2 separate regions of the Homo sapiens genome follow, and region 1 is linked to region 2. The links are chromatin loops, found by intact Hi-C in ENCODE. Cell type or tissue: Caco-2. All regions are shown on one strand. Links, peaks and the distances in the headings refer to the core of each region. The heading gives the core; the rest is flanking DNA. Region 1 has its middle 42 kb from the start of MIR1265. Region 2 holds the start of MIR4293 (microRNA 4293).

Evidence for each region. Hi-C counts contacts between places; a loop is a spot of excess contacts. Peaks named below come from ENCODE experiments on the same cell type or tissue, not always from the same donor. Only the 100,000 strongest peaks of a DNase experiment are listed, where the experiment ranks them.
Region 1: a loop joins it to region 2, with 2.5 times the contacts of the local background. A loop is called at or near these places in 13 of 110 quality-filtered maps.

What each region holds. Positions count from the first base shown.
Region 1 is chr10:14,471,312-14,486,648 of GRCh38, forward strand. No RefSeq gene overlaps it. Among named protein-coding and RNA genes, the nearest start is that of MIR1265, 42 kb to the left of the region's middle. In Caco-2, for the core only: a CTCF peak has its summit at 7,542; a DNase peak (open chromatin) is centred at 7,508.
Region 2 is chr10:14,370,325-14,385,661 of GRCh38, forward strand. MIR4293 (microRNA 4293) reads right to left here and starts at 12,953; the gene lies at 12,876-12,953. RefSeq lists an enhancer at 2,078-2,578. In Caco-2, for the core only: no CTCF peak of the experiment used is centred there; a DNase peak (open chromatin) is centred at 7,477.

The DNA.
Region 1 (15,337 bases), core at 3,443-11,442, 100 kb after region 2:
TCGGCTCGCTGCAATCTCCACCTCCCAGATTCAAGCGATTCTCCTGCCTTAGCCTCCCGAGAAGCTGGGATCACAGGCACATGCCACCATGCCTGGCTAATTTTTTGTATCTTTAGTAGAGATGGGGTTTCACTGTGTTGACCGGGCTGGTCTCCAACCCCTGACCTCGTGATCCGCCCACCTCGGCCTCCCAAAGTGCTGGGATTACAGGCGTGAGCCACCGCACCCGGCCTAAAAAGGATATTTTCTAAAAATAAAATGGCAATAAAAACTCTCACGCTCTAAAAAAATTGAATGAATTTTCTCTCTCAAAAAAAAAAAGCCTTCATTCACACGCACACACAAACACAGTTATACCCCACGTAATGTTTGTTCAGCAACAGACCATATACGGGACTATATGACTGTGATCCCATAAGATTATTATATGGGATTTTTCCTGTGCCTTTTCTATGTTTAGATATGATATGTTTACATACACAAATACTTCCCACTGTGCTACAGTTGCCTACAGTATTCAGTACAGTCACATGCTGTGCGGGTGTGTAGCCCGGGAGTAACAGGCTATTATTCCATCTAGCCTAGGTGTGCAGTAGGCTGTACATCTAGATTTGGGTAAGTACAGCCAGTACTTGTGACGTTCACACAATGAAGAAATCGCTTAATGATGCTTTTCTCTGAACATATCCTGTGCTTAAAGCAATGCATGACTATAATTGTAAATTACGTGCCACCAAGTGGCTGATTAAATGAGTGGGAACCTTGGGTCAAGACAGACTTTTTGTTAAGGGGTTCTGCCTCACCTCCCTGTTGCATTGGGATAGGTGTCTGGCAGAAGGAAGGTTGCAATACAGGGGGAGAGCATGGCAGCCTGGACCAGAGGGACCCTAGCAGAAAGAGAGTCAAGTTCAAGAAGACAGCAGCTGCAGTGGGAAGGACAAACAGAGGAAAAATTTGGCTTCATGTAGGGAAAACAGCTGCATCCTAGAATTGCATGTCCCCTGACCCTCACCAAACACACACACACACACACACACACACACACACACACACACTCCACTCTTCACCCTTGACCCAGCAGCCAAGCCCTGCCACTTTTAACTCTAAACCCCTCCTCAGGTCCTTCCCTTCTCCTCATTGCCATGACCACTGCCCTCGTTCAGCCTTCGTGGGATCTCCTGAACTCTTTCCCTACAGAGTTCCCTGCCCCTGGGCTCTCCCTCCAGCCCCTCCACTCAACCCCAGAGCAATATATAGAAAAGCAAAAGCAACCATTTCACATCCCTTCTAAAAATGCTTCAGTGGCTTCTGTCCTCAGACACCCCTCGCTGCTCCGCAGCCAGCCTCTGGGTCCTCTGCAGGCTGGACATCACCCCCTCTCCCTCCAGAACCCTAGCAGTCTGTCCTCTCCTAGACAGCCACAGCCCACTACCTTCATCTAAACTCTTCCCCAGGCCACCTAGATCTTCCCTGCATTCTTTGCCTGGCTGACTCCACCCAGCCCTAAGGATCTGGTCCATAGAAACTTCCCTTGATTCCCCTCCTGTCCACCAGGGCCCTTGACTAATCCTGTTGAAACCCTCTGTTTCTCGGTCTGTCTCCTCCACTCCTGGACCCTGAATTCTCAAAAAACAGAAATCATTCATACCTCCCTGGCACCCAGCACCATGCCTAGCCTGGGATGGTTATCCCAGAAAAGTTGGCTGAACTGACTTGAAGTAGGTGGAGAAGCACTGAGAAATGGGACATCCCAGAGCCAGTCACGAGGAGTGAGATTTGTGGCACCTGGAGAGAAGCGTCCAGAAAAGGCGGCAAAGCCAAAAAAGGAGTGGAGAAGATGGTGGTAGATTCTGGAACAGAAACAACTCAATAAACCAAGCAAGAGAAGATAAGGGCTGTGGCTAAGGGTGTGAGGAAGATGAGAAAGGGGATGATATGAACCTATGCCCGGCTGACACCATGTCACAAGCCTCCTATGGACTTTTTTGTTTTTTTCAAAAAGAACTGTTGTAAAATATATGTAACATAAAACGTAGCATTTTAGCCATTTTTAAGTGCATAGTCAGTGACATGACATACATTCAGAAGGACTTGCTTTTGTAAAAGATAACAGAAATACCGGGAAAATGACAGAAAAAAACAAATATGTACAAAAATGAACCCACATTTTTAAATGTTAAGTTTGGCCGGGTGCAGTGGCTTATGCCTCTAATCTCAGCACGTTGGGAGGCCGAGGCAGGTGGATCTCTTGAGGCCAGGAGTTCAAGACCAACCTGGCCAACATAGTGAAATCCCGTCTCTACTAAAAATTCAAATATTAGCTGGGTGTGTTGGCTCATGCCTGTAATCCCAGCTACTAGGAAAGCTGAGGCAGGAGAATCGCTTGAACTGGGGAGGCGGTGGTTGCAGTGAGCCGAGACTGTGCCACTGTACTCCAGCCTGGGCAACAACAGAGTGTGATTCTGTCTCTAAATAAATAAATAAATAAAAGTGTTAAGTTAGACAGATCTAAAGTACCCTGTCCAATTCCAATCAATGCTTCTGAACTCATCTCACCCTGGCAACAAACATTTGCAGGGTCCTGCGGGAGTGCCTCTGCTCTAACTTCCCCGTTCCTCTGCCCACCCCCCTGGGGTAGATGTCGCTTTAAGGGTCTTGGTGCATGTTTCTTATTGTGATCCCTCTTCCAAAACCAGGAACCCCTGAAAGTGAGAACTTGTCCCTGGAGGTGGAGAGATGGCCCGTGGAGCCGTGTGAGCTGAGAAATCCTCAGGTCCTCACCATTCTGTAAGCAGAGCGGCTTGGAATTAGCACCAGGCACAAATCTGTCTCCTTTTGGGCTTGTGTGTCAGGCTCATGTTCTCCCCTGGGGTAGCCAGCCTTCAAGGAGGCCCTCAAGGGTCCTGACCTCTCCATATTCACACACTTGCTACGTCACTCCCATACTGAATCACTGCTGGCCCTGTTCGACCCATAGGTTAGGGGGATAGGCCAGGCACGGTGGCTCACACGTGTAATCCCAGCACTTTGGGAAGATGAGGTGGGCAGATTACCTGAGGTCAAGAGTTCGAGATCAGCCTGGCCAACATGGCAAAACCCCGTCTCTACTAAAAATACAAAAATTAGCCGGGCATGGTAGCTCATGCCTGCAATCCCAGCTACTAAGAAGGCTGAGGCAGGAGAATCGCTTGGACCCGGGAGGTGGAGGTTGCAGTGAGTTGAGATCACGCCACTGCACTCCAGTCTGGGTGACAGAGTGAGACTCCGTCTCAAAACATAAAAAAAAAAAATAAAGGGGGACGGACAATGATGACTTCTAAGGCTGGGCAACAAAAGCCTTGCAGGTTCTGCCCAAGTTTCTTGAACCCCTGATCCCACACATTAAGAGGCCCGGTTGCCCTAAAGCAGCCAACACTGGAGACTGCACCCACAGAGACCATAGAGCAAGAGAGAGCGAGAGACAGGGAGAGAGTGAGCATGAGAGCAAGGGGGGCAGGTGCAGCCCCAGCTGTTCCAGCCTCCAGCTGTTCTAATCATTGCAGCTGTGGTCCCAGATGTTGTGGAGCAAAAATGAGTCATCCCTGCTGACCTCTGTCGAGATTGCAGACTCATGACTTTCATGGTCAAAATTGTGTCCTTTCAAAAAATGTGTATGCTGAAGTCCCAACCCACACTACCTCAGGATGTGACTGTACAGGGATGTTAAAGAGGAAATTCAGTTAAATGCAGGTCATTAGGGTGGGTCTTAATTCAATAGAACTGGTGGTCCTTATAACAGTAGGAGATTGGGACACAGGTACAGAGGGAAGAGCACGTGGAGACACAAGGAGGAGGCAGCTATCCACAGGCCAAGGAGAGAGGCCTCAGGAGAAATCCACCCTGCCAACACCTTGGCCTCAGACTTCCAGCCTCGGGAACTGTAGGAAAATTAATTCCTGTTGTTTAAGCCAGGGGTCCCCAACCCCCGGGCCACAGACTGGAACTGGTCCATGGCCTGTTAGGAACCTGGCCGCACAGCAGGAGGTGAGCAGTAGGTGAGCGAGTGAATCGTCATCTGTACTTACAGCCACTCCCCATCGCTGGCGTTACTGCCTGAGCTCAGCCTCCTGTCAGATCAGCGGCAGCATCAGATTCTCGTAGGAGAATGAACCCTACTGTGAACTGCACATGCCAGGGATCTAGGTTGCACGTTCCTTACGAGAATCTAATGCCTGATGATCTGTCACTGTCTCCCATCACCTCCAGATAGGACCATCTAGTTGCAGGAAAGCAAGCTCAGGGCTCCCACTGATTCTGCATTATGGTGAGTTGTAGAATTATTTCCTTAGATATTATAATGCAATAATAATAGAAATAAAGTGCACATCAAATGTAATACGCTTGAATCATCCTGAAACCACTGCACCCTCCCACCCCCACCATCGATGGAAAAATTGTCTTCCATGAAACCAGCCCTTGGTGCCAAAAAGGTTGGGGACCATGATTTAAGCCACCTGGTCTGTGATACTTTCTTACAGCAGCCTGAGCAAACTAATGCAATGACAATAGATGAATATTGTTGTTTCAAACCACTAGAGTTTTGGGGTAATTTGCTACACAGCAATGTATAACCAGCATACCCCAATCTCCCAGAAATACGTATTTTTAAATTACTGGCACACAAGAGGCTCTACAACTTCCATAGAAAGGTATTTCATACAGAAAAGTGATCGCAATGTTTTGAAACCTACATTCTTCTTCCTGACACTTAATTGTTATTTTGCTCTGTCCCACTGAGGAGAGAATATAAGGGGGTGGGGTTTCCAGGCACCTGCAGAACAAGCACACACCACAGCCCAGAAGAAAGGGAAGCTGTGACAGAGAACCCTGCCTGCAATATTCCAGCCTCCCAGGCTGCTATAAAAATGGAGAAGTCAATTGCCGGGCTATAAAAATGCAATGACTATTAGGTCTCTCAATGTGCGAACATCTATTAGCATCACGACAACTGCGGAATTAGGTGAAACAAATGTGCTTCCCAGCCTCCCAGCTGAAACACTGTGAAAGGTTAATTGGATTTCATTTCAAACTCTGTGCACCTCCTAGGAGGTTGCATGGGTTCATAGCAAAACGAGGTGCAAGATGGTGACAGAATTCCGTTCGCCCGAGGTCCAAAATTGCACGTTGCCTATCCCTAAATTGACAAGAATGCCACTGTCAGATTTTGAGCCTTTCTCCACCCGAAGTTTCAAGCCACTAGTGATGAACAGGTGTTCCTGGTCCTTGACTCGAACATCGAGAAAGACCTCTGAGTTGTGTCTCTTTGTAGAGAAAATAAAAGCAGTAAGGAGTCAGCTAAGGAATTTTCGGAGTCATTTCACTGCTGTGGGTGGGTCCAGGGTTGCCAGTAACATGTGAAATGCATTACTTTCCTTCCAATTTGTGGTTATGTCACAGCCAGCTAAAAAGACTTTGCCAAAACCTCAAGTAGATTTCCAGGGCGGCAAACTAACACGTCCATGATCTGATGAACGGCTTTGAAACTGAGGTGTCGGGAATTTCTGTGGCACCATTCCCAACACGAAGATGTGTCTGGGACAGCACCCCAAACCCCTTTTTCCTTTGGGCTCTCCACACTCCTAGCAAGGAGGAAATGTGGCCGTCATCATTCAGCCTCATGACTGTAAAACCCATTCAAAAGCTCTCAGTGAGGGTCCTAAAATGTGTGTGATGTCATCTCTTTCTCTGTGTAATCCACTTTGGAATGAGCTGAGGCACCTGTAAGGAATGTTGAATTGCACTGATAACTTGTACAGTTGTAAGCCACTTCCAAACTAGGTTCAAACTCGCTATGAGAAGACAGGGCCAGGTGCAGTGGCTCATGCTTATAATCCCAGCACTTTTGGAGGCTAAGGTGGGAGCATCACTTGAGCTAAGGAGTTCAAGACCAGCCTGGGAAACATAGTGAGGCCCCATCTCTACAAAAAATTTAAAAATCAGCTGGGTGTGGCATGGGGCATGTGCCAGCTACTTGGGAGGCTGAGATGGGAGGACTGCTTGGCCTGGGCGACAGAGTGAGATGCCTTCTCAGAAAAAAAGAAAAAGAAAAACAAAAAAAGAAGACAGCATTTGTTGACCAAGCATCTGGTCCTCACATTTTCTTTGCTACACACAGTTTATGCCGAGTGCAAAGCCACAGGATTTGGCAAAAATCCTAAAGGACGTAGCCATTGGATATGAGAAAAGAAACTTTGGTTGGGTTAGTCAGGGGATATCCTCGTCCTGAATTTGAGAAGGCTCTAACCCAAGGAGCTCCAGACAGGAAACTGGAAGACAAACAAAGGGAGAATGGAGACTTTGGGAACACCCCGTACCACTCTTAAACCTGGGCAGACAGGGCCCTACCCTCAGCCCTTAACTGTTCCTTCTCCCCCCATGACAGTCCTCATGGAGAGAGGCGTTCCCAAGGCCAAGGGAATACCCCAATCTCCAAGCTCATGCCTCTGCTTCTAGCCCCTGGAATGCTCTGATTAAATTGTCTGGTGAATCCCCCCAGGGCTGCCACTGCCCTCATCTCCATTCTGTGGTCTGCAGAGTGGCCCGAGCTATCTAAGTGCACCACGGATGAAGAGTAACCAGGGGCAGGTGTGTGCAGGGGAAGGGAGGGGATGGAGGCCCCTGTGATGCGGACGGTGGAGAGACAGGCCATGTTCTGAGCTCTGCCATGCCTCTTCTAGGAGTTCACGAACGATGAAGCCTTTAGCCACAAGGAGGCCATGGGAGAACCCGCCCCATTTCTCTCCCCTTCTTCCCTACTCCATCACCCGCAAGACAACAGACTGAAACTTTATGTTCTCATTTCATCCTTCTATTCTTTACTGTCTAACACAAGTGAAATGTTCTGTGTCTCATTTCAAAAGCAAACTTTACTCTTTTCCTGTGTCCCTGGACTGATTTCTTTTCTTGCCAGTTATTGACCCTTGGTGGAAAACATAGCACACCCCACCGAGTCTCTCGTCTCTTTTACTGGCTAGTTGCGTGTGAATAATGAAAGGTGCTTCATGGCTGGGAGGAGCCCTGTCCCTGGAGGGGTGAAGCCGGACCCGGATAAGTCACAGCTGAGCCACAGCAACTTGAGTAACCCTCGAGTTTGTATTCCCATATCCCTCATGACCCTCGGAGGGACAGGGGGACTCCATAACTTGCTCATATTCTGCAGATATTGCAGAGTAAAGCCAGTAACCCAACCCAGATTGCTTCCCAGATGGGAATAAGAGAAAAAGATTTGAATAAAATCACATGGCTAATTCAAGAACCAGATCGAAATAGAATAAAATTAAACTGGAACTAGGATTCAGGAGAAGAAAATAGTACTTTTTGTGTGTCTGTGCCAGAGCCTCAGCAGGGCAGGCTTGAGGTATGAGATTTAATTTGCAAAGCCACAAAGAATCCGCTAGTTCAAATTTCCTCCACTCCTCACTTTTTGTTCCAAGTCAGAAGCCACCAAAGCTGGCAGCCATCCCCAGGCAGGTCCACTGGATGCTATGGAGAGAGGGACCTCTAGTGTTGAGATACTTTTCTGTCATCCAGCAGCACGATCTGCTCTGGTCATTTTCTATTTATCTGTGATTTTTACAACACTGTTCCTCTGAGAAAAACCTCTATTTAAATGCCTAAAAGGAGAAGTTTTCTTTCACTTTTGAGAAAACTTTAAGAAATATAGGAATGGCAACATATAGGCTGTAACAAGATTAAGGAAAGTCTTAAGTAACCAAAAAATATGTGTTAAGCGTGTGGTAGCGTGTGCCTGTAGTCCCAGCTACTCAGGAGGCTGAGTCAGGACGATCACTTGAGGAGGAGATTTCGAGGCTGGAATGAGCTGTGATCACACCACTGCACTCCACTCTGCTCTGGGTGAAAGACAGGCCCCATCTCAAAAAAAAAAAAAAAAAGAAAGAAAGAAAAGAAAAAAAAAGAGGTGGGGAGCCTATTAAATCTTCAACCCTGGAATAGGTGCTGTATTAGTCTGTTTTCACACTGCTATAAAGATACTATCCAAGAGTGGATAATTTATAAAGGAAAGAGGTTTAATTGACTCTCAGTTCCACCTGGCTGAGGAGGCCTCAGGAATCCTACAGTCATGGCAGAAGGTGAAGGAGAAGCAAGCACCTTCTTTACATGGAGGCAGGAGAGAGAAGTGCAAGCAGAGAAACAACAGACACTTATAAAAAACCATCAGATCTTGGCCAGGTGTGGCGGCTCATGCCTGTAATCCCAGCACTTTCGGAGGTCGAGGTGGGCAGATCACTTGAGGTAAGGAGTTCAAGACCAGCCTGGCCAACATGATGAAAACCTGTCTCTACTAAAAATACAAACAAAAAAAAAATTAGCTGGGTGTGATGGCGCATACCTGTAGTCCCAGCTACTCAGGAGGCTGAGGCAGGAGAATCACTTCAACCCAGGGGCAGAGGTTGCAGTGACCCAAGATGGCACCACTGCACTCTAGCCTGGTGACAGAGCAAGTCTTCGTCTCAAAAAACAAAAACAAAAAACCATCAGATCTCATAAGAACTCACTATCATGAGGCCTGACCTCTGCAAGCTCTACTGTAACTGACCCATCCCATCTGACCAGAGTCCAGCTAAGGAGTCTGGGGTCTCTCCTGAAGGCAAATGAGAACCATGGAACTAGGGAGGACCAAGACAGGATGTCCTTAGGGTCCCCCATAGGGAGATCAAGAGGCATTTTTTCAGGACATTGGAGGACAAGACAGGGAGTAAGGTGATAAGATTTTCATTTTTTAAATACTAACAGGTGATTGTATGAAAGACGGATTGAAGGGGCACAGCAGTCTTCTTTGCATAATTGCAATCACACACCACTGAGAGACTCTTGAATTCGATTTGGGGAACCGTATCAACCAGAAAAGACCTGGAGTAAATATTGTTTTGGTTATCATTCCCAAAACAATATTACAATAAAACTTCCCATTACTCTCTAGAATTAATGATCATAGTAATAACCACCAAATCACAAATATTTATTGTGCATTTAGAATATTTAAGGCCTGGTTCTAAGAGACTTACATGGAAACGCTTACGAGAGAGACTCCCCGTTTAACAGATAAAGAAATCAAAGTTCCCAGAAGCTAGGTAATTAGCCAAGTTCATGTAGCTACCCAATAGGGGAACTCGGATTTCTCAGACCCTCAAGCCCACTTTTTTAACCCTGTATTATCTTCCATTTTCTTACTATTATTCAGGGCCCCTTGTTGATGATGAACACTCTTGCTAGAATGCAGGCCACTGTGTTGTCTGAGAGATTATACTACTGGGCATGGGACAGGAGGAAGACTCAGGTGATATCTTCGTTGCCAACGTGTTAAATGAAATCTGGAAAGTGTTCAGTGCTAACAGGACAGTGTTATCTGTCTCATAATATGCTGAGCATGAATCAGAAGAATATAAAAAGACAACTTCAAGGCCAAATGGAGGCAAAACTTACAAGATCCCTCCCACCCTCCCCGATTATCCTATCAGGGATCCTATCCGTGATCAGAGCATCTGGTTTGGGTGCCAGCAGGAGGTGCTAAACCAGGGGGGAATTATGAAAGGGTCAAAGAGAAAAGGGATTGTTTTCTTCAACAGAGCTTTTATGAAAAGTTCCCTTTGAGCTAGTCTTCCGCCATATCCATAATCTGCTCCAACATGGCAGCTGGTGTGAGGAGTTCTGTAAAACATCCTAGTCATTCTGGAAGCCAGGGAAGTCTCTGGCTTCTTGACAATAACTCAGGACTCTGAATTACTAATGGAAAAAGGAGGAATTCTGGGAGTAGCAAGCAGGACATTCATTAAGTCTGCCCATGGGTAGTAGCTTCGCTTTAGAATTGGAAGCCTCTCAAAGTCCTGAAATGCACTTCAAGAGCTGACAATGTCCAGAGCAATTGGGGCAATACCAAAGCACTTTGCGGCCATTCTCCAGAAGTCAAATGGCAAAGCGAGAACAGATTCTTCCCCTGCTCACTAGATAGAAGACCTTGTACTGAGGCCCGTGAGCAAAATTCTATTGTTGTGACACTCTATTACTTCCCAACAAAAATGAGTTCTCTTTTTTTTACTCCTCTCTGTCTTTTCTGTTACCTCCTTCCTTCCTTCCTCACAAGCTTTTTTTCTGGGGGTGGAGGTGTTGGGGGTGCCTTATGCCTCTTCCCTGGAGGAATTCCAGAACCAGTAGTACCAGCATGTTGATCACCCGCAAGGCTAGCAAGATGGCTAACCCTTGGCATTGCCCAAATGCTGTTTCAGAAGGTCAGCCTTCGTATGCTGGTGTGCTCAGCCCGCCTCGGAACCTTCTTTCCCACTTCAACATTCCTTGGTACTTAAATTCTTTGTGGAGCAATTACTTTCCACCTTGAGCAGTTCGTTTCTACTTGAACAGGCAGCTGGAGGTAGTCAAAGCGAGCTGAAACAATCGTTTGCTATTGTAAAGCTCCCTTCATCCATACACTTACCATTCATCACACTGGAAAATAACAGAATGGCAAAGAGCGATTGCTGGTATTAATAGAATCATGTCAGCTGAGGACAGACCCAAACAAACACAGCCATTGGGAACTATTGTGTCGCCTTACTGTCTCTGAAGGATTGTCCAGCTGGTAGATCTGAGCAATGTGCTCGTAAACAAAAGCCTGTACTCAGAGAGGCACTGCAGACACCAAGAAGCCTGACCGCTGACCGCAGGGCTTCACCTTCTGACACGCTGACGTCTCCAATGGTTTTTTTTTTGTTTTTTTTTTTTTTTTTTTTTTTGAGCAGAGTCTTGCTTTATTGCCCAGGCTGGAGTGCAGTGTCGTGATCTCAGATCACTGCAACCTCTGCCTCCCAGGTTCAAAGGATTCTCATGCCTCAGCCTCCCAAGTAGCTGGGATTACAGGTGTGCCCGACCATGCCCAGCTAATTTTTTTTTAATTTTTTTTTATTTATTTATTTTCCTCCTAGGCGGAGTCTTGCTCTGTCGCCCAGGCTGGAGTGCACTGGCGCGATCTCGGCTCACCGTCATCTCTGCCTCCTGGGTTCAAGAAATTCTCCTGCCTCAGCCTCCCAAGTAGCTGGAATTACAGGCATGCACCACCACACCCAGCTGATTTTTGTATTTTTAATAGAGACGGGGTTTTACCATCTTAGCCAGACTGGTCTCTGAACTCCTGACCTCAGGTGATCCACCCATCTCGTCCTCTCAAAGTGTTGGGATTACAGGCGGAGCCACCGTGCCAGGCCTATTTTTAGTAGAGACAGAGTTTCACTATGTTGGCCAGGCTGGTCTCGAACTCCTGACCTCAAGTAATCTGCCTGCCTCAGCCTCCCAAAGTGCTGGGATTACAGGTGTGAGCCACCATGCTCGATCCATCTCCAGGTTTTTTAGAGGGCTGATTTGTTAACTAGAAGGTTGATTGAGTACCAAGCAATAAAATGCAAGGTATTTTTAATTCAGTCATGAACATCTACTAAAATTATAAGAAAGTTGTTTTGTGAATCCCACGCTAAAGAAAGGGAAGGAAAGAATGTGGTTAACTCAGCTTAACTAGTTACCCGTCTCAGCGATCACAGATGATAAATGAAAAGGGAATCAAGTTCATACATTCAGCAAATTTTTTTAAGAGACAGAGTCTTGCTGTTGCCCAGGCTGGAGTGCAGTGGTGTTATCACAGCTCACAGCAGCCTCAACTTCTAGCCTCAAGCGATCCTCCCACCTCAGCCTCCAAGTAGCTGGGACTAACAGGTGCATGCCACCACACCCAGACAACTTTTTTTTTTTTTTTTTTTTTTTGTAGAGACAGAGCCTCACTACATTTCCCAGGCTGGTCTCAAACTGCTGGGCTCAAGCATCGGCCTCCCAAATCCCTGGGATTACAGGCATGAGCCACCATTCCCAGCCACATTCAGCAAATATTGATTGAGGGCTTCTGCATGCAAAATGTTGTTCTAGGTGCAGAGGAGAAAGAAGTTACCAAACAAAGACCCTGCCTTCCCTCTTGGAGTTTATTTACATTGAGGAGAAAGACAAAAAAATATATATAAATATATAATACAATGTCAGGGAGTGACAAACGCCAAGAAAAAAAAAATAAGGCAAGGAAAGTAAGCGTGGGCAATGGTGGGAAGATGAGACACAGGAACGGTCCCTCTCAGGAGGGGACATGTGAGCAGAGACCTGAGTGAAGCGAGGAGATGAGCTGTGTGAGTACCTGGGGGAGGAGCCAGCCCTGCAGTGGGAAGGGTTGTGCAAAGGCCCTGGGGCAGCACGCTTGGCATGCTCAAAGGACTGGGCTTGGTTTCTTAACAAACATATGGTGGCAGACTTGGTGCAGCCAAATGAGTGCTTTACCCTCCAAGTAATGAGGGTGCATGTATTATAATGAGGCTGCCGCTTTTGGAATCCCCCCTTTAGAATCAACCTTAAATTGCTATTTACATCCCCCTCTTCCCCAACTCCCACTCAAATAACCAAAGATCATCAAAAGAAACAGAAATAAATAGTGCCAGGAAATAGCAGAGAGGGCCATCAGCAGGCCAGAAACTTTGAGAAAACGTTGGATAGTGTGAGGTAGATGGGATCAAATTGACAGAAAAATTGATCAGGGCTGACTGACTGGTAATTCAGAGTCGGCCAGGGAGGCTCGCTGAGAAATGAAAGAACTTCCCCGACAGAGTCCTGAGGAGGAACCCCCAGCTCAGCTCTGACTGGAGGTCAGAGTGAGCCGAAGACACATTTAGAAAGGGATCAACAGGAAAACGTCTCTAATTGCACAGGTGGTCAGTCCACGTCCCCAGCTGCAGGTGGGGTGGATGTTAAAAGTCAAGTCCTAATGTCAATTGTGGGTGGGGAACCAAAAGAAGGTGGTACCCTGGCTAGCCTGTGTGTGCCACAGCAAATGGAAAATGGAACATAATTTATAACAGCTTAGCATCTGTGTTCACTTGGTGAACGTTGATTACACGAATTCGATGACTCCTGTCATACCCAACTAAAACAGAGTTGAGAAGCCAAGGCGTGGGGAATGCACTCTTGACACACAACATATAGGGTTGCTCCAAGAATGTCATTTTCTGCAAGCTCAGCTGCTGAAACTGCCTGCTGGATCCCCAAACCAGTCGAATCTAATGGCTACGAAACAACCTGCTGGGACTCTAAAAGTAGTTTTACCTGCCGCCACCACTTGCCTATCAGAAAGTTCCAGCTACGCAAAATTTTACTAGTGCCATTGAACTTCCTTGAAGGACAATACATAACGTTTATCTCTCTTTTACATATAAAACCTCTAACCTTCTCTTTGTTCTTTGGACATACCAAAGACCACCTGGTATGCATGTATGCCCCAAATTGCAATTTTTGCTTCCCCAATAAAATGTCCTAAATGTAGAGATTCATCTCTATACTTTATTTGACTTTGACCACTTCTTCCCTATTTCCTACCCCTAACCACATCCAGAAGATCTCAAGTAGATGGATGGGATGGGGATGAACCAGCTTTTGTGACCTTCCTGAGACCCCCATCCAGGAAGCAGCCGACTGCCCTCCAAGCTGCCTTGGGTAAAAGGGAGTTTGTCCCCAAAGGAACCCCTGCCTGCACCCTAGGCACACAAACACCAGCCACCAGTCTGTCCCCAGGCCACACGGTCCTACGGGAAGCCACCTGCAGCCTTCTCCTGCTCCCTCAGCAGACCCAGAACTGCCCTGTCATTCAGTAGGAGAATCTGTCTTTGTCCTGGTAGCTTGAATGGTGCCAACTCCATTTATGTTTTCTATTTGTATTTTCTTCGTGTTTTTCTTTTCCTTTCCTAACATATATGGGGTTCATTACATTTTTCATTGTTCTTTTCCATATTCATTTTGAAGTTCTACATCCTATTTCTATTTTACTAGAATTTTACTACATTTTTAGCTAACTTAATTCAACAAAATATTTTTGCATCATTAATAATTAAATAATACGTATAATCCCCCTTTCAACAAGTCTAACAAGATGAGGTGTTTGCAACCTTTTGTAGCCCCCTCCTTTTGATGGCTCCTTGAATTTAGTTCCAAGATTATAATTATTATTATAGGGCTTCTTTTATTTTGCACCGTATACCCTTTTTATCTTCTAATAGACTTTATGCTTTTTAGCAGTTTTAGGAACACAGTAAACTTGAGCAGAAAGCAGAGAAAGTTCCCATATACCCCCCCATCCCCACATATACACAGCTTTCTTCATCATCAACATCCTGCACCAAAATGGTACATTTGTTATCCTCAATGAACCTACGTTAATACATCATTATCATCCAAAGTCCATAGGTTACATTAGGGATCACTCTTGATGTTGTACATTCTATGACTTTTGACAAATATATCATGACATGTATCCACCCTTATAGCATCTTACAAAACAGTTTCGCTGCCCCCAAATCGTCTATGTTCCACCTATTTATCCTTCTTTTTCCCCAACCCCTGGCAACCGCTGATCTATTTACTATCTTCTATAGTTTTGCCTTTTCCTGAATGTCGTATAGATGGAATCACACAGTATGTATGTAGCCTTTTCAGATTGGCTTTTTCACTTAGTAATATACATTTGAGGTTCCACCATGCCTTTGTTGGCTTGATAGCACCTTTTCTTTTCATCACTGAATAATATCCCATCGTCTGGACATACCACGGTTTATCCATTCATCTATGGAAGAACATCCTGGTTGCTTGCAAATTTTGTCAATTATGAAGAAAGTTGCCAGAAACATCTGTGCATTGGTTTTTGTGTGGACATAAGCTTTCAATTCCTTTGGGTAAATACCAAGGAGCGTGAACGCTGGATCACATAGTAAGAGTATGTTTCATTTTGTAAGAAACTGCCAAACTGTCTTCCTAAGTGGTTGTGCCATTTTTGCATTCCTCCAGAATGAGTGAGAATTGCTGTTGTTCCAAATCTTCGCCAGCATTTGGTGTTAGTGTTTTGGATTCTGACCATTTCAATAGGTGCGTAATAGTATTTCATTTTTTGAATTTACAATTCCCTAATGACATATACTGCTTATTCTTTCAAATATTTTGAAAATGTGTTAAACCTCACAAACTATACTATCAACTACATTTAAATGTGTTAATGGTTTTATTGCTCACTATATAATGTAGCATTTATTTCCCTTTTAAAAGTTTATTCGTTTATTCCACAAACATCGACTGAGTGCCTGGTGCGTGCCCTGCGTGAAAATCTATAGTTACAAACTGACAAAACCTCTGTCTTCATGGAGCTTCCCTCCCCATAAAAGCTTTAAATTATTTTGTATTTGGCTAAAGTATACCCTTACATAATTTGTTTGTG
Region 2 (15,337 bases), core at 2,979-10,978:
GAAGAAAGGGCTACTACAGGGAAAACAGAAGGAATACATCCTTCTTGTCCTTCTGCCTTCCACCATGTGAGGACATAGTGCTCCTCTCCTCCAAAGGATCCAGCAACAAGATGTCATCTTAAAAACAGAGACTGCACCCTTACCAGACACCAAACATGCTGTTGCCTTGATCTTGGACTTCCCAGCCTCCAGAACTGTGAGAAGTAGATTTTTTTTCTTTATAAATTACCTAGTCTCAGGTTTTCTGTTATAGCGGCAAAAAAAATGAACTAAGATACCAATAGTTTGCTCACCAGTCTCCTCCACCAGGCTGCAAGCACCTTTGGGTAGGTCCTGGGTCTCTATCTCTCCCTCTGCAGCCCCTTCTCAGCTCCTACCTAACACAGGGAGGTGCTCAAAAATTCCTTGATTCTCAAAACTCTTTGCACCACTGTCAGAAGTCAATCTGTGATCACTGAGGTCTAGACATGGTTGAGTATGTCTTTCCATATTAAAAAAAAAAAAAAAAAAAAAAGCTGGGAGAATACATTTGCATGACTAATACCAAAACTCTAATAAATGAATACACAGAGGGTCTTGCACCCATGTTTTCATCCATTCCATTTCTGTTGTCTCCCAAAGGAACTATTTTTTTCTACCTTCCAGTGTTGCTTTATACATATGCAAGCAAATATGAATATATGCATATTTTCCTCTATTTCTGCTTCTTGCTTTTTTTCCACTGAACATATCCTAGCAATCTTACTACGTCAGTAAAAAGAGAGTGTTCCAATTCCTTTTTCCAGGGGCGTAGTATGCCGTTATGCACATGCGGCCACTGCTTTTCTTAACTAGTCCTTTGTCATTACCAACAATGATGCAGATGACATTTCATATGCACGAAAGTGAATCTATAAAATAAACTCCAAAAGTGGGATTTCTGCATGAAAGTGTAAACAACTTTGTCATTTTGGTAGCTATTGTGGCATGGCATTCCTAAATTTAAAAAAGAAAAAAAAGAAAAAAGTACTAAATCTGAAGAAAGTTCTTTGGTGAGCATTGGAAAAACAATTTTCTCTAAGGAAATAGACCATGAAGATAGGGAAAATTACCTCATTGTCACTGGGATATTTTCTCACATCCACAGTAGATTTAGGGTGGGTACCAGGTGTGAGAAATCACTCTGACTTTGCTCCTTTCTACAAACATAGGGCATCTCAACCCAGTGATTTCCATGGCATTTATAAAAAGGCCATTTCTGCCCGGGGTTTGTGCCACTACAAAGCTTGTAATGGATCTAGAGACAAAATGACAGGTTTTCCACATTGGGGGCACTTTCCTGGAAGCGTGCAATTCAGCTTCACGTCCCACTCTGGGAGCTTTGGAAACACTGCAACGTATCAAATTGCTGGGCCATCTGTGGTTTCCTGTCCACGGGTAGGGAGAGGGGACAGACAGAAGCTGCCTCTCTGGATCTCAGCAAATGTGCTGGGCTGAGGCCACAGACCAGGGCACTAGGACCCTTCTGTGCCCAACAGATGCCATTTGTGAGCTCAGAGCTTCTGCCACCTGTCTGAACAGGCACCAAAACTAGCAGCTGAAACATCCTCCATTCCACAAAAGCCAGTGCTTATATATTTAGCAGCTTAGCCATAGTCACACAGAAAGTAGAGCTGTGAAGGACTAGAAAGAGCTTAGGAGAGTCAATGCCTCCAACCCGCTGCAAACAAGCCCGAAGCACCATTGTCCCTCTGCATGAGGCAGTGAGGTCCCTGCAAGTCACGGCTGCTGCAGGAGTGCACACAGGATGGTGAGGTAGTCTGGCCCATGACCCAGGGCCTGGTACAGCAGGGTGAGTAGTGGGTGACCCTTCCCGTGGACTTGCAGGTGGTTCTGGAGTCAGATGCGTCTTAAGGAGGCAGAACGATTTGGGGCAAAACTGGGAATAGACAAAGTTATGAAGATGGCAGCACTTCTTGGCTTCCGGGTCCTTGAGTCCAAATCCTTCTTTGCATGTTTCCCTTTGCTGCATCCCCACGGTCATTGTCACCTGAATTATGGCCACAGGCTCCCCGCTGGCCCCACCATTTTCCCGTGCCCTTCCCACGCCATCCTAAACCCAGTGGCTACAGTGATAAACAGTCTCAGTTTAATCTATGTGGATTCTCTGCTCAAAGCCTGTAACAGTTCCTGTTCCATTCAGAGCGTGATCTGACCTCCCTGGGCCCTCTGGCCTCCTCTGCTGCCACTCTCCCTGGGCCCTGCACCCCTACCACACCAGCCCTTCGCTGCTCCTCCATTGCCATCAGAGACCCACCTTCAGGGTTTTTGTGCTCCCTGTGCCCCGGCCTGGGACAACTCCCAGCCTCCTAATCACACAGCTCTCCTCTTTCAGGTCTTCGTTTCTCCCTGGCCATCTGCACTTTCCTGTCCATGGGCTGGAACAGTGACAGACAGAAGCTGCCTTTCCGGACCTCAGCAAATGTGCTGGGGCAAGGCCATGGACTAGGGCACCAGGATCCTTCTGTGCCCCCAACAGATTCCTTTCATGAGCTCAGTGTCTCTGCCACCTGTCTGAGCAGCTCCTAAATTAGCAGCTCAAACCTCCTCCACCACACAAAAGCCAGTCTGTGCATCCTGTTCAGACAGTGGCTCTTTCCCGACCATCCTTCTTAAAAAAGGCACCACTAATCCCCATCTCATTGGAAACTTTACCTCCCTCTGCTTTTTCTCCAAAATTCTCAGCACAGTCTACGTAAACTGTTCATTTTATATATTTATGTCTCCATCATCCCCTCCCCACACTAGACTGGGAGCTCTGTGGGGGCACAGACGTATCTGTTTTGATTACCACCATATCCCACACATCTAAAGCAGCGCCAGGGCACACAGTAGGCTCCTGAATATCTGCTGAATGAATGAACACAGAAATGAGGAAGGTATTTCCTGCAAGCAACCTCATCTCAGTCGTCACAGAAGAAGCTGTCGTTGTGTAGAAACCCACGCACAAGAAGGTGCTATCACTGCCCCACCCCTGTCCGTCCCTGCTACCATCGAGGGTGTCTTTCATTGTTGCATTTTAAATGAGAAAAGACAGTGTCTAACATGAACAGAAGGAGCTCTATCGTGGATATTTTAGGTCAGGGTGGGTGGGGGAGATCATTTTGAGCAGAGAGCTTTCCTGAGTGTCCAGGGGCCCACCTCCATCATCTGCCCCAGCCTCTAGCAGTAACAGTGTGAAAGAGCTCTCACAGGCTCTGTTGCATGCCAGTATAGAAGTCATGGGGCTGCATCGCACACCTAGAGGTAAACTCATTTGCTGGGTGTGATCAGAGCACCTGGCCACTGCAGCTCAACAGGTGAGCAAATAAATAGCATGCCATTGTTCCTCTTCCACCAAAGCCATGATTTCCTGGTTAGTTTGTATTTGACATCAAGGCCAAATGACAATAATTTTTTTTTTTAAACTGGGTCTCACTCTGTCACCCAGGCTGGAGTGCAGTGGCGCAACCTCAGCTCACTGCAGCCTTGACCTCCCACGGTTCACATGATCCTCCCACCTCAGCCTCCCAAGTAGCTGGGGCTACAAGCACATTCCACCACACCCATCTAATTTTTGTAATTTTTTTTTTTTTTTGTAGCAATAGGGTTTCACCATGTTGCCCAGGCTGATCTCGAACTCCTGGGCTCAAGCAATCCACCAGCCTCAGCCTTCCAAATTTCTGGGATTACTGGTGTGAGACATGCAGCCCTGGCCTCGACAGTCACTTTCAAATTATTTAACTTCTCTAGTGACCTAATGGTTGATCTTTTTATTTTATCATGCTTATACCGTCTCTCTAGTCTTAGGTATAATTTCTCTGCAGGACATGTTGTTGTAGTAAAAGGAAGACCATAAGAAGATGACAATGGCCATGAGCACTACAGTGAAGCCCCACGGTGGTGTTGGTAAAGGAAGTTCCAATAGCAGTTCAGTGTCTGCAGGTGGAGCACAAGAAGCCGGGACAACAAGCAGGTCCTCAGTCCTCATGGCTTCCTCCCACGGTAGTTGTGAGGTCTAGGGAGGTCATGCCACTCTCCCAGTGCCCATATTCTTGGCTAGTAATACCAGTGTTATGCTAGAGGCAGTCTGATGTCTTTCGAAACGCACGTCTCATCAAGACAAAGCAGCCTATCTCTCAGGTAATGTAGGAACTTGGAAAGAGGCAATTAAAAGATGACTCTAAGGCAGGGTGTGGTGGCTCACGCCTGAAATCCCCACATTGTGGGGGGCCGAGGCGGGTGGATCACCTGAGGTCAGGAGTTGGAGGCCAGCCTGGCCAACATGGTAAAACCCCATCTCTACTAAAAATACAAGAAAATTAGCTAGGTGTGGCGTTAAGCACCTGTAATCCCAGCTACTCAGGAAGCTGAGGCAGGAGACTCACTTGAACCAGGAGGAGGTGGTTGCAATGAGCCAAGACTGCACCATGGCACTCCAGCCTGGGCAACAGAGTGAGACTCCATGGCAGGAAGAGAAGGGAAGGGAAGGGAAGGGAAGGGAAGGGAAGGGAAGGGAAGGGAAGGGAAGGGAAGGGAAGGGAAGGAAAGGGAAAGGAGAAGGCAGAAGAGAAAAGAGAAAGAAAGGAAAAGAAAGGAAAATGAAAAGAAAAAAGAAAAGAAAAGACTCTATGAGCCCTGATGGTACTCTAAATCAAAGTTCCTGAAGCCTGGAACACCAGAGCTTCCATACAAGCTTTCCATAGTTTGACCCAAATTAATAATCAGATCTGAAGTGTCATTTAGATGAACGTGGCAGCAGTTCTCCGGGAACCCCCTCTGAAGTCAGATTTCACTGTCTGCTCTTAAGCTTGTTTCAAGAAAGGAAATTGACCATAAAAGCTCCTATCCACTTCCTGATGATAAAGACAACTATCCAGTCTTGGCTTTTACTGCAGTCATTGCTATTGCATCATTTCCATTAATCTTCTCAGTGGCCCAGGGAGATTGGAGTGCCATCATTAATTTGAAAAGTAATAAAAGTTCTAGATTGAGCCATTTCCTGCATTCTTAAAACAAGGAATGTCTATATCTAACCTTCCACATTCCCAAGGTCAACGTCACCAACTATCTCCAGGTTAAGTCCAGGGATCGGTCTCCGTCCCCATCAGTGAGGCCCTGGCTGTCCCACCAAGTATTTCCCAAGTATTTCAAGGCTATTCTTGAAACTGTCTTTCCAAAATTATGACTGAGACAGTGAAAGATATCTAACAAACGACTCCATCTTGCTTCTAACCTCCAAGCTGTCCTTGTTCATTCCTGGGTGTAGGCTGAACTAACTTTGGGAGAAACTTTATAGTTTAAAACAAAGATGATAACATCCCTTTCCCAAAGCCGACCTCTTTCTTGCCTGGGGACTAGATTGCCTTTGTAGGACCAACATTAGCCAAAAGATGAGAAATTATGGTTTAGGAGTCATGCAGCTGGAGGCTACAAGATTCTGACCCTCCCTAAACTGCTCCTAAGATCAGTGCTCTAGATACCCTGCACTTGATAGATCAGCTGGCACCACCCAGATCAATAAACTGTCTCATCTGATCTTGTGGTCCCCACCCAGGAACTGATTCAGCATAAGAAGACAGCTCCAACTCCGTATGATTTCATCTCTGAGCAGTCGGCACTCCTCCTGGCTCACTTGTTTCCCCCCATCCACCAAGTTATCCTTAAAAACTCTGTTCCCTGGATGTTCAAGGAAACTGATTTGAGTAATAATAAAACTCCAGTCAGTCCTTCACAGCCGGCTCTGCATGAATTCCTCTTTCTCTATTGCAGATCCCCTGTCTTGATGAACCAGCTCTGAACCCACTGGGCAGTTACATTGTTGGCTATTTGCATGTGCTTTCTTAGGATTTCATTTCCCTCTTCCTCTCCAATTCTGCCACGAGCCTGAAACTGGACTTTTGAAATTGCCTCCTAACTGGTCTTCCTGCCGCTGGTACCTCATCTACATACATCTAGAATGATCTTCCTATAGGACAAATGGGATCACTTCAATCATCTTAGTTCACTTTAATGCTTATTGAGCAAGGTCTGGTGGATATAAAAAGGGGAACCAGAGTGGCCGTGGTGGCTCATGCTTGTAATCCCAGCACTTTGGGAGGCCGAGGCGGGTGGATCACATGAGGTCGGGAGTTCGAGACCAGTCTGACCAACATGGAGAAGCCCCATCTCTACTAAAAATACAAAATTAGCCGGGTGTGGTGGCACATCCCTGTAATCCCTGCTACTCAGGAGGCTGAGAGAGGAGAATCGCTTGAACCCGGGAGGCAGAGGTTGTGGTAAGCCGAGATCGTGCCATTGCACTCCAGCCTGGGCAACAAGAGCGAAACTCCGTCTCAAAAAAAAAACAAAAGGGTGGGGGTGGGGGAACCAGAGACATCCCTATTGTGATGGTTAATTTGAGTGTCATCTTGATTGGATTGAAGGATACAAAGTATTGTTCCTGGGTGTGTCTGAGAGGGTGTTGCCAAAGGAGATTAACATTTGAGTCAGCGGACTGGGAGAGGCAGATCCACCTTCAATCCGGGAGGGCACCATCGAATCAGCTGCCAGCACAGCTAGGATAAAAGCGGACAGAGGAACGTGGAAGCACTAGACTGGCTGAGTCTTCCAGTCTTCATCTTTCTCCTGTGCTGGATGCTTCCTGCCCTCAAACATTGGACTCCAAGTTCTTCAGCTTTTGGACTCTTGGGCTTACACCAGTGGTTTGCCAGGGGCTCTCGGGCCTTCGGCCACAGACTGAAGGCTGCACTGTCGGCTTCCCTACTTTTGAGGTTTTGGGACTCGGACTGGCTTCCTTGCTCCTCAGCTTGCAGATGGTCTATTGTGGGACTTCACCTTGTGATCACGTGAGTCAATACTCCTTAATAAACTCCCTTTCATATATGCATTTATACTATTAGTCCTGTCCCTCTAGAGAATCCTAATACACCTGTCTTCAAAAAAAGCAGCTCTAGAAGTTTGATGACTCCCCACAATTGCAGGCTCCTCAGTCTGCAAACATGCTCTTTCACCGGCTGCCCCTGCTTGTTTCTCCAGCTCGTTTCCAGCCATTTTCTCATGTGCATTCTCCACCCCAGCCATGCCTGCTACCAGGACCACTGGAATATTCTGAACCTCTTCCCCCTCGCTTCCTGTTTATCTGTAATGTCTCAATCCAAACTTCTTCTCCTGGCTGCACTGAATTTTTAGTCCGGAATAAGTTACATTCCTTCTCTGATGTACAGTTGTCCTGGACAAAATGCTATTAAAGTTTCTTTTTTTTTTTTTTTACTTTGCTTTAATTGTGCATTTTATTTAAATTGTTTATTTTCTTGTCTGTCTCTCCCACTAGGCTATGCTCTTTTAGGGCATGTCAATGTCAGAGGCCTTTTAACCAGAGCAACTTTATCTTGAATAGGGGCTGGGTAAGGTAAGGCTGAGACCTGCTGGTCTGCATTCCCAGGCATTAGGCATTCTAAGTCACAGAATGAGATAGGAGGTCGGCACAAGACACAGGTCCTAAAAACCTTGCAGTAAAGAAGTTAACCAATCCCACCAAAACCAAGATGGCAACAAGAGTGACCTGGTCATCCTCACTGCTTATTATATGCTAATTATAATGCATTAGCATAGTAAAAGACACTCCCACCAACTCCGTGACAGTTTACAGATGCCACGGCAACAGTGAGGAAGTTCCCCTATATAGTCTAAAAAGGGGAGGAAACCTCAGCTCTAGAAATTGCCCATGATTTCTGGAAAACGCATGAATAATCCACCCCCTGTTTAGCATAACATCAAGAAATAACTATAAGTATCCTTAGTCCAGCAGCCCAAGCTGCTGCTCTGCCTGTGGAATAGCCATTTCTAATTCTTTACTTTCTTCATTAACTTGTTTTCACTTTACTTTATGGACTCATTCCAAATTCTTTCTTGCACCAGATCCTGGAACCCTCTCCTGGGGTCTGGATTAGGACCCCTTTCCAGTAACATTAATATTTTATTCATTTTCTGCCCATAGCCTTGCACAGTGTCCGGCACAAGTAGGCAATCAATAAAAATTTTGTTCAATAAATAAGAGCTCTGTGACATGAGCTCATTATTTGTTCCCTTGTGTAGATGAGGTAGACCCACAGCCAGGTTTGACTTCTTGCACTCTTACCAAGCAATCGAAGGGCTCATTTCCTGATGTGCATAAAAGCTAGTACCACGGCACCAGCTTTTGAGAAAAGAAAAGCTTTATTGGAAGTTAACTAGAAAGGAGACCAAAGGAAATGCTCAAATCTGTCTCCTTGAGCTTGGGGCTGTGGGGTTTTATAAGCATAGGGTAATAAGGCAAGATCTGATTGGGTCTTGCAATGACATGATGCTGGGAAGGCATGATCTGATTGGATCTTGCCATGGAGTGACACAAGGGCTCAATCTGATTGGATCTTGGATCCTGTCATGTGGTGTCCGCTTCTTAATTCAGTCCTGCTAATCTGTCAAAACACTTAGGTTCCGCCTGTGGTTGGATGCTTGGTCCATCTGCACACGCACAGGGTATGTGACCTTCAACCTGGGGGCAGCCCATGGCAACTGAAAAACAACTGACAACTTTGTTACATAAAAGCCGAGCCAGATTGGTCTGGTATAGTTACAGCATTACTTAAAGCATGTGTCCAAGCATGAGGGGTTCTGGGTCCCTGTTCAGTGACAGGTGACACTGTTGCTCCAGTAGCCTCTTCATTTCCTTCCTCCTGTGTCTTCACAATAAAAGACACTGTGTATTCATTCTAGGCCCATCGATTCTAACACAAGTTAATCTTTTCAATGCCTTGTGATCTTAACTCTAAGAAAAGCATCCATAATCTAAATACAAACAGGTCCCCCGCCTGCTCTGCACCTGCAAAAACTATCCCAATGGCATCACAGCTATCAGAGGAGGTGGGCTTTGCCCTGAGCATAGCACAAAGAGCCTCTTCTATCATCTCGTCGGCCTCCATCTCCTCCCTTCCCACAAGCCCTTGAACCCAAGGCTAGCCAGGTCCCTGGCCACCACTTTACCCGCAGAAGGTGAGAGGGACACCAGCCACCAGGTCCCAATTTAGAAAGAGAAAGGAAAGGAGTAGAACTGCTCTGCATACAAAAGTAGGGCACATTTGAGATTCTTTTGTGGAGAGAAACAATTAAGAAGCTGCAAAATGGGGGAGAGGAGGAGAGCTGGGAGAAGGTCACAGGGAGGAGAGAGAAGCTTGAGAAAATTGCACTAGGTAAGCCATGGCCGATGAACAATTGGGAATGATGCAGGGAATGCTTTTGAAAGACAGTCGTCTTACTATCCCAGCCTTATGCCATAGTTAGCACTGTACTCGAATTCCATGCCGTGACTGCAAATACTCCAGCAAGTGGTACAATGCAGCAGCCCAACATTAGTGCTTCTTATGGGGATGAGGAGACACAGGGGTCACTGCCTGGCAACCTTGGCAGGGAAGGAAGACAGCTGCCCCAGGAGCAAGGGCCAGGAGCAGCTGCATTCTGTGAACCTGTACCAAACTGCCTTTGTGGTTGAACAAGAAGACATGGCATTGAGAAACCGTATTCTCAAAAATTACAGACCTCCTGACAGTTTCCTCTTCAAAATCCTATCAGTAAGAATGGAAGATCCCATTCCTACCTGAAATATCTGGGGTCTCTTTGACACAGAGAAGCAGCCTAGATTTCCAAGGCAGGTGCAGTGCTTCAGATAAGGAGTTTGGAAGCACAATATTCTACATTTCTCTTAACCCTGTAGTTTCCAAGGAAACGGAGCCCTGAGTCAGCTCCCCAGCTCAGCCTGATGTTAATTACACACAGCCCTGCTTTGCGCTCATCAAAACACTGCTTCATTTGAATTTTAGCTAAATCCCATCGTTTCCCCAAATCCTAGAATAACCTCCTGCTTGCTTTGTTTGATAAGGCCCTCTATGGCTTTCTGGGGGCACTTGCCCTTTTTGCAACATGGTATTAATAAACTTTGGCCGGGTGCAGTGGCTCATACCTGTAATCCCAGCACTTTGGGAGGCCGAGGTGGGTGGATCACCTGAGATCAGGAGTTCGAGACCAGCCTGGCCAACATGGTGAAACCCCATCTCTACTAAAAAAATAAAATAAATTAGCTGGGCGTGGTCGTGCACACCAGTAATCCCAGCTACGCTGGAGGCTGATGCATGAGAATCACTTGAACCTGGGAGGCGGAGGTTTCAGTGAGCCAAGATCGCACTGCTGCACTCAGCCTGAGCGACAGAGCAAGATTCCATCTTAATAATAATAATAAACTTCATTCTGGAAAGTGCATGTTTATTTCTGGTCTCTATTATTTCAGATGGGCCAAGGAATGTCTGTCATCCCTGAACTTGTGAGATACTGTGGAAGGTGAGACATGATCCCCTAAATTGTAAGAGTTAGAGATCTCTGGGCAATGTGGAGATCTGAAAAATATTAATAATGCAAAGGCAGGTAGCACAGTAGGAAAGTAGGAAACAACCAGGAGTTTCAGAGTGAGAAAGTCCCAGGTAAAATTCCAGCTCCCTGACTTACTAGTGGGGTGTTACCTAACCTGTCTACACTTCTGTCATCTTTATCCTGGGCTGTTGCCAGGATTCGATGAGATAATGTGTGTTAAATGCCTTTCATTGTGCCTGTCATATATTAACCACTCCACATTGTTAATTATTACTATTTGTAAAATATGAGTGGAGATGAATAAGGAATGGAAAGAATTGTGAAAACATTAAGAGACAAACATCAGCTCTGCTGATGTTGTAGGACTGAGTGATTTTCTTTGGTATCCTACAATATTGCTTTCCTTTCCGCCCTGTATTTCCTTTTTCTCCTGGGCATGCAGCGAGACCACAGGCCTACTGCTTCTCCCAGTTTCCCTGTCTTGGGTAAATGGCAACTCCATTCTTCCAGGTCCTCAGATCAAATAACCTGGCATCAGCCTTGATCTCTTATCTCCTATCTCCCATCCAAAATATGGTAAACCCTGTTGGCTCTTCCTTCAACTTATCTCCAAAATTCTACCCCTTGTCACCACCTTCACTGCTACATCCTCAAACCAAGTTTCACCTTGGTTATTGAAACTGCATCCTAACTAGGCTTCCTGATTCCACCATTACTGCCTTATATTCACCCTCCACTCAGCAGCAGGAAGATCCTTCCAATATGTAAACACCCTCTTAGGCTTAGTATCCTCCAGTGACTCCCACTAAATCCTTACAATAGCTTACGAGGTCCTACACAATCTGGCCCAGATCACCTGTCTGAACTCATCTCTCCCATCTCCTCTTCCTCATGACCCTACACCAGCCATACCTGCCTCTTGGCTATTCTGGAAATGCTAAGAATGCTCTCACCTCAGGGCTTTTGCACTTGCTGTTCCCTCTGCTTGGAGCACTCTTCCTCCAGATCTCCATATGGCTTCTTTCCTCACTTGCTTCAAGCCTATGCTCAAGTGTCACCTTGTTGGAGATAATTCCCTGACCACTATGCATGCACACATGCACGCACACACACACACACACACACATACACACACAGAGTAATTCCCCCCATAGCATCTATTGGCCATGGACATACAACACATTTACACATTTACTTTTCTGTATGTTTCTTTCTTTTCTCTGCCACCAGAAAAAAAAGGTTCCACTTGATCAGGAACTTACTCTGTTTTGTTCACTGCTCTGTCTCCAGCACGTGAAACAGAGTGGCATAAAGCAGATGTTCAATTAACATGTATTTAATGAACTGAATGAAGTCACAGGTTTTAAGGAGTGTTAATTCCCATGCACGCCTGAGTAAGAGAAACAATCTCACTTTTCCTTTTGATCACATGAAAGAAACAATAGAAAAACAATAAGTGGTTTCCCCCCAGCTGTAACAGCGCCAGGGACTTCCCACCTGCTGCTTCTGCTTAGAAAAGCAGTGGTGTTTGAAGAATTCTTGGAGGTTATGAGCTCACGTGTCTGTGTTCTGACACATACACCCCCACACGCCCTTGCACACTGCAGTACAGAAGGAAACCCTACTGAGAGAGGTAGGCAGTCTATGTCCAGGCTGTAGAAACAGTGGCTGCCATCACTGCTATGTTACGGACCCTAAATTAGCTTATTTCATGACCCCACAGAGTTACACTGATTGTTTTCACACAGTGTTTCTCAAAGAGTGGGCCAGAGCAGCAGCAGCAGCAGCATCTGCAAACTTGCTGGACATTTGAATTCTTCAACCCATCCCAGATCCACTGAATAGAAGCTTTGCAGGGCTCAGCCCAGTGCTCTGTGTTTTAACGGGTCCTTTGGGTGTTCTGATGCAGTGAAGTTTGAGAACTTCTGCTTCAGTGGACAAACAAGAATGTCTGGGAGGAAGAAAAAGTACCAAAAAAAACTGACAAAATTTTTTAAATGCCATGTAAAGGCTGAGTGCAGTAGCTCATGCCTGTAATCCCAGTACTTTGGGAGGAGGAGGCAAGAGGATTGCTTGAGCCCAGGAGTTTGAGACCAGCCTGGGCAACATAGGGAGAGTCTATCTCTACAAAACAATTAAAAAGTTAGCCAGGCATGGTGGCGTGTGTCTGTAGTCCCAGCTACTTGGGAGGCTGAGGTGGGAGGATCACTTGAGACCAGGAGATGGAGGCTGCAGTGAGCCATGATCCTATCACAGCACTCTAGTCTAGGCAACAGAGCAAGACCCTGTCTCCAAAAATAAATAAATAAATAATAAAATGGCCATGTTAATCCTAATACTGAGTTCTAGCTTTACTTATCAAGCTGTGTGAAACTGAAATAAGGACATCAGGGTGAGGGAACTGGCTCTCTCGGGAGAGGGGAAATCCTATTTCTTCTTCATCACTGACCGCTTGCTTCAGTCAGGCTGTTCCTGTCAGGCTGGTGTGAAATGAATTAGCAATGTCACCAGCTTCCCAAGGAACAGGTGTCTCTGCCATACCTCCGGCAACCAATATCACGACTTTCACTAATTGCTCTGCCCTTGTCAGGCCCTTTGAGGACTAAGTGGGCCCTGGAGATGGAGTGACCCTTTACCTGCTCAGAGCTGCCTTTAATCCCAACCACATGCCCCCACCCCACTGGAGCCCCGGAGCATGGGAAATATGGAGCACCACAGTAGCAATGCAGAAGCATGAGTCACTGCTGAAGCTTGTGGGAGGAAAAATAGAATTCAGGCCTTCTGCTCTAATTACACTTGATTGTTGCCCGTTGTGAACAAGGACTTTTAGGGTTGACGGTATCCTCACCATCGGCCCACTCTGTTGGCGGGACCCAGGAGCTGGTATTGCTGGAGAAATTCACACAGAAGGGGAATCACTTCTTCTTAAAATGAAAATTTGGGCCAGGCTCAGTGTCTCATGCCTGTAATGAGAGCATTTTGGGAGGCTGTGGTGGGTGGATCACATGAGGCCAGGAGTTCGAGACCAGCCTGGCCAACATGGTGAAACCCCGTCTCTACTAAAAAACAAAAATTAGCTGGGCACGGTAGTGCATGTCTGTAATCCCAGCCACTGGGGAGGCTGAGGCAGGAGAATTGCTTGAACCCAGGAGGCAGAAGTTGCAGTGAGCCAAGACTGTGCCACTGTACTCCAGCCTGGGCAACAGAGTGAGACTCTGTCTCAAAAAAAAAAAGAAAGAAAGAAAGAAAGAAATATAAAGAAAATTGGCTCATGTCACTCCTCTGCTTGACTGACATCTGGATTGATTGACAATGCCTTTCCATTGAGCTTAGAATAAAATCTCAAACCCCTCAATGACAGTAAAAAAAAAAAAAAATTTTAATTATGAGCAAGAGACTTGAATAGACATTTCTCCCAAGAAGACACACAAATACCCATTAAGCACGTGGAGAGAGGCTCAATATCTCTAACCATTAGAGAAATGCAAATCAAAACCACAGACTTCACATCCACTGGGATGCTATTATGAAACCCACACATTCAGAAACTTATGAGTGTTGGCAAAGATGTGAAGAAGCTGGAAGACTTGTGAACAGCTAGTGGAAATGTAAAATGGTGCAATCACTGTGGAAAACTGTATGGCAGTTCCTCAAAAACTGAAACATACAATTACCATAGGATCCAGCAGTTCCATTCCTGGATATAGTCTTAAATGGAAAGCAATGACTCAAACAGGTATTTGTACACCCATGTTCATTGCAGCATTATTCACAATAGCCAAGAGATGGAAACACCTAAAATGTCTATCACTGGATGAATCAACCCCAAATGTCATATATCCACACAATGGAGTATTATTCAGCCTAAAAAAGAAAAGAAAATTCTAACACATGCTACAACAGGGATGAATCTTGAAGACATTACGCTAAGTGAAATAAGCCAGACCTAAAAGGACAAAAATTGTATGATTCCTCTTTTGAGGTTCGCAGAGTAGCCAAATTCAGAGAAACAGAAAGTAGAATAGAGGTTACCAGGGGCTGCAGGGAGAGAGGAATGGGGAGTTAGTGTTTTAATGGGTACAGAGTTGCAGTTTGAGATGATGAGAAAGTTATGGAGATAGCCGGTGGTGATGGTTGCACTATAATGTTAACATACTTAGTGCCACTTAAACATAATTAAGATGGTAACTTTGGTATTATGTATATTTTTCAACAATAAGAAGTTTTCAAATCCCAAACCCCTCTCTTATATGGCCCCTTCTCATTTGTCCACCACTCTCTGACATTTCTTGATCTCTTGCTTCTGTGCTTCAGATATCCTGTTTTTATTTCAGTTCCTCAAAAAGGCCAAACTCGTTCTCAACCTCAGAGCCTTTGCACTATCACTTCCTCTGTGGGGAACATTTTTCTCTCTATTCTTTACAAGGATAAATCCTTTTGATGTTTTGTATGTGTGGCAGAGACTACCTAGACGCTCACACCAAGCTGTTTCCTCTTCCTCCTGGGCATACGTGTCTCACTGGGCATACCTGTTCTTCCTGGGCTACACCTGACTTCCCAGCCTCCCTTGCAGTTAAGTGTGTCCAGTGATGGTGAGAAAGAAAATCACCAGCATCACTGCAGGCTTTCTACCCATTCTGGAGAAAACCCTGATGCAGAAGGGCAAGGGGATTATGGAAGGGAAATGTTAAAAACTGAGGAGCCACAGATGGCTGGGGCCAGGGTCCCTGAATCACTGCATGGAAGAGAGGCACCTGCTGATCAAGCCATGTTCATTTTGGATTGTATGTGGGTGGAAAGAAAAAAACTTGTCTTTGAGCCATGACACATTTTGGGGTGTTTCTATTATGCTTAAAACAGCTAGTCTTTCTGTAATACGAACCCCAAAGAGGGGTCTTCTCTGACCATCAATGTCAAA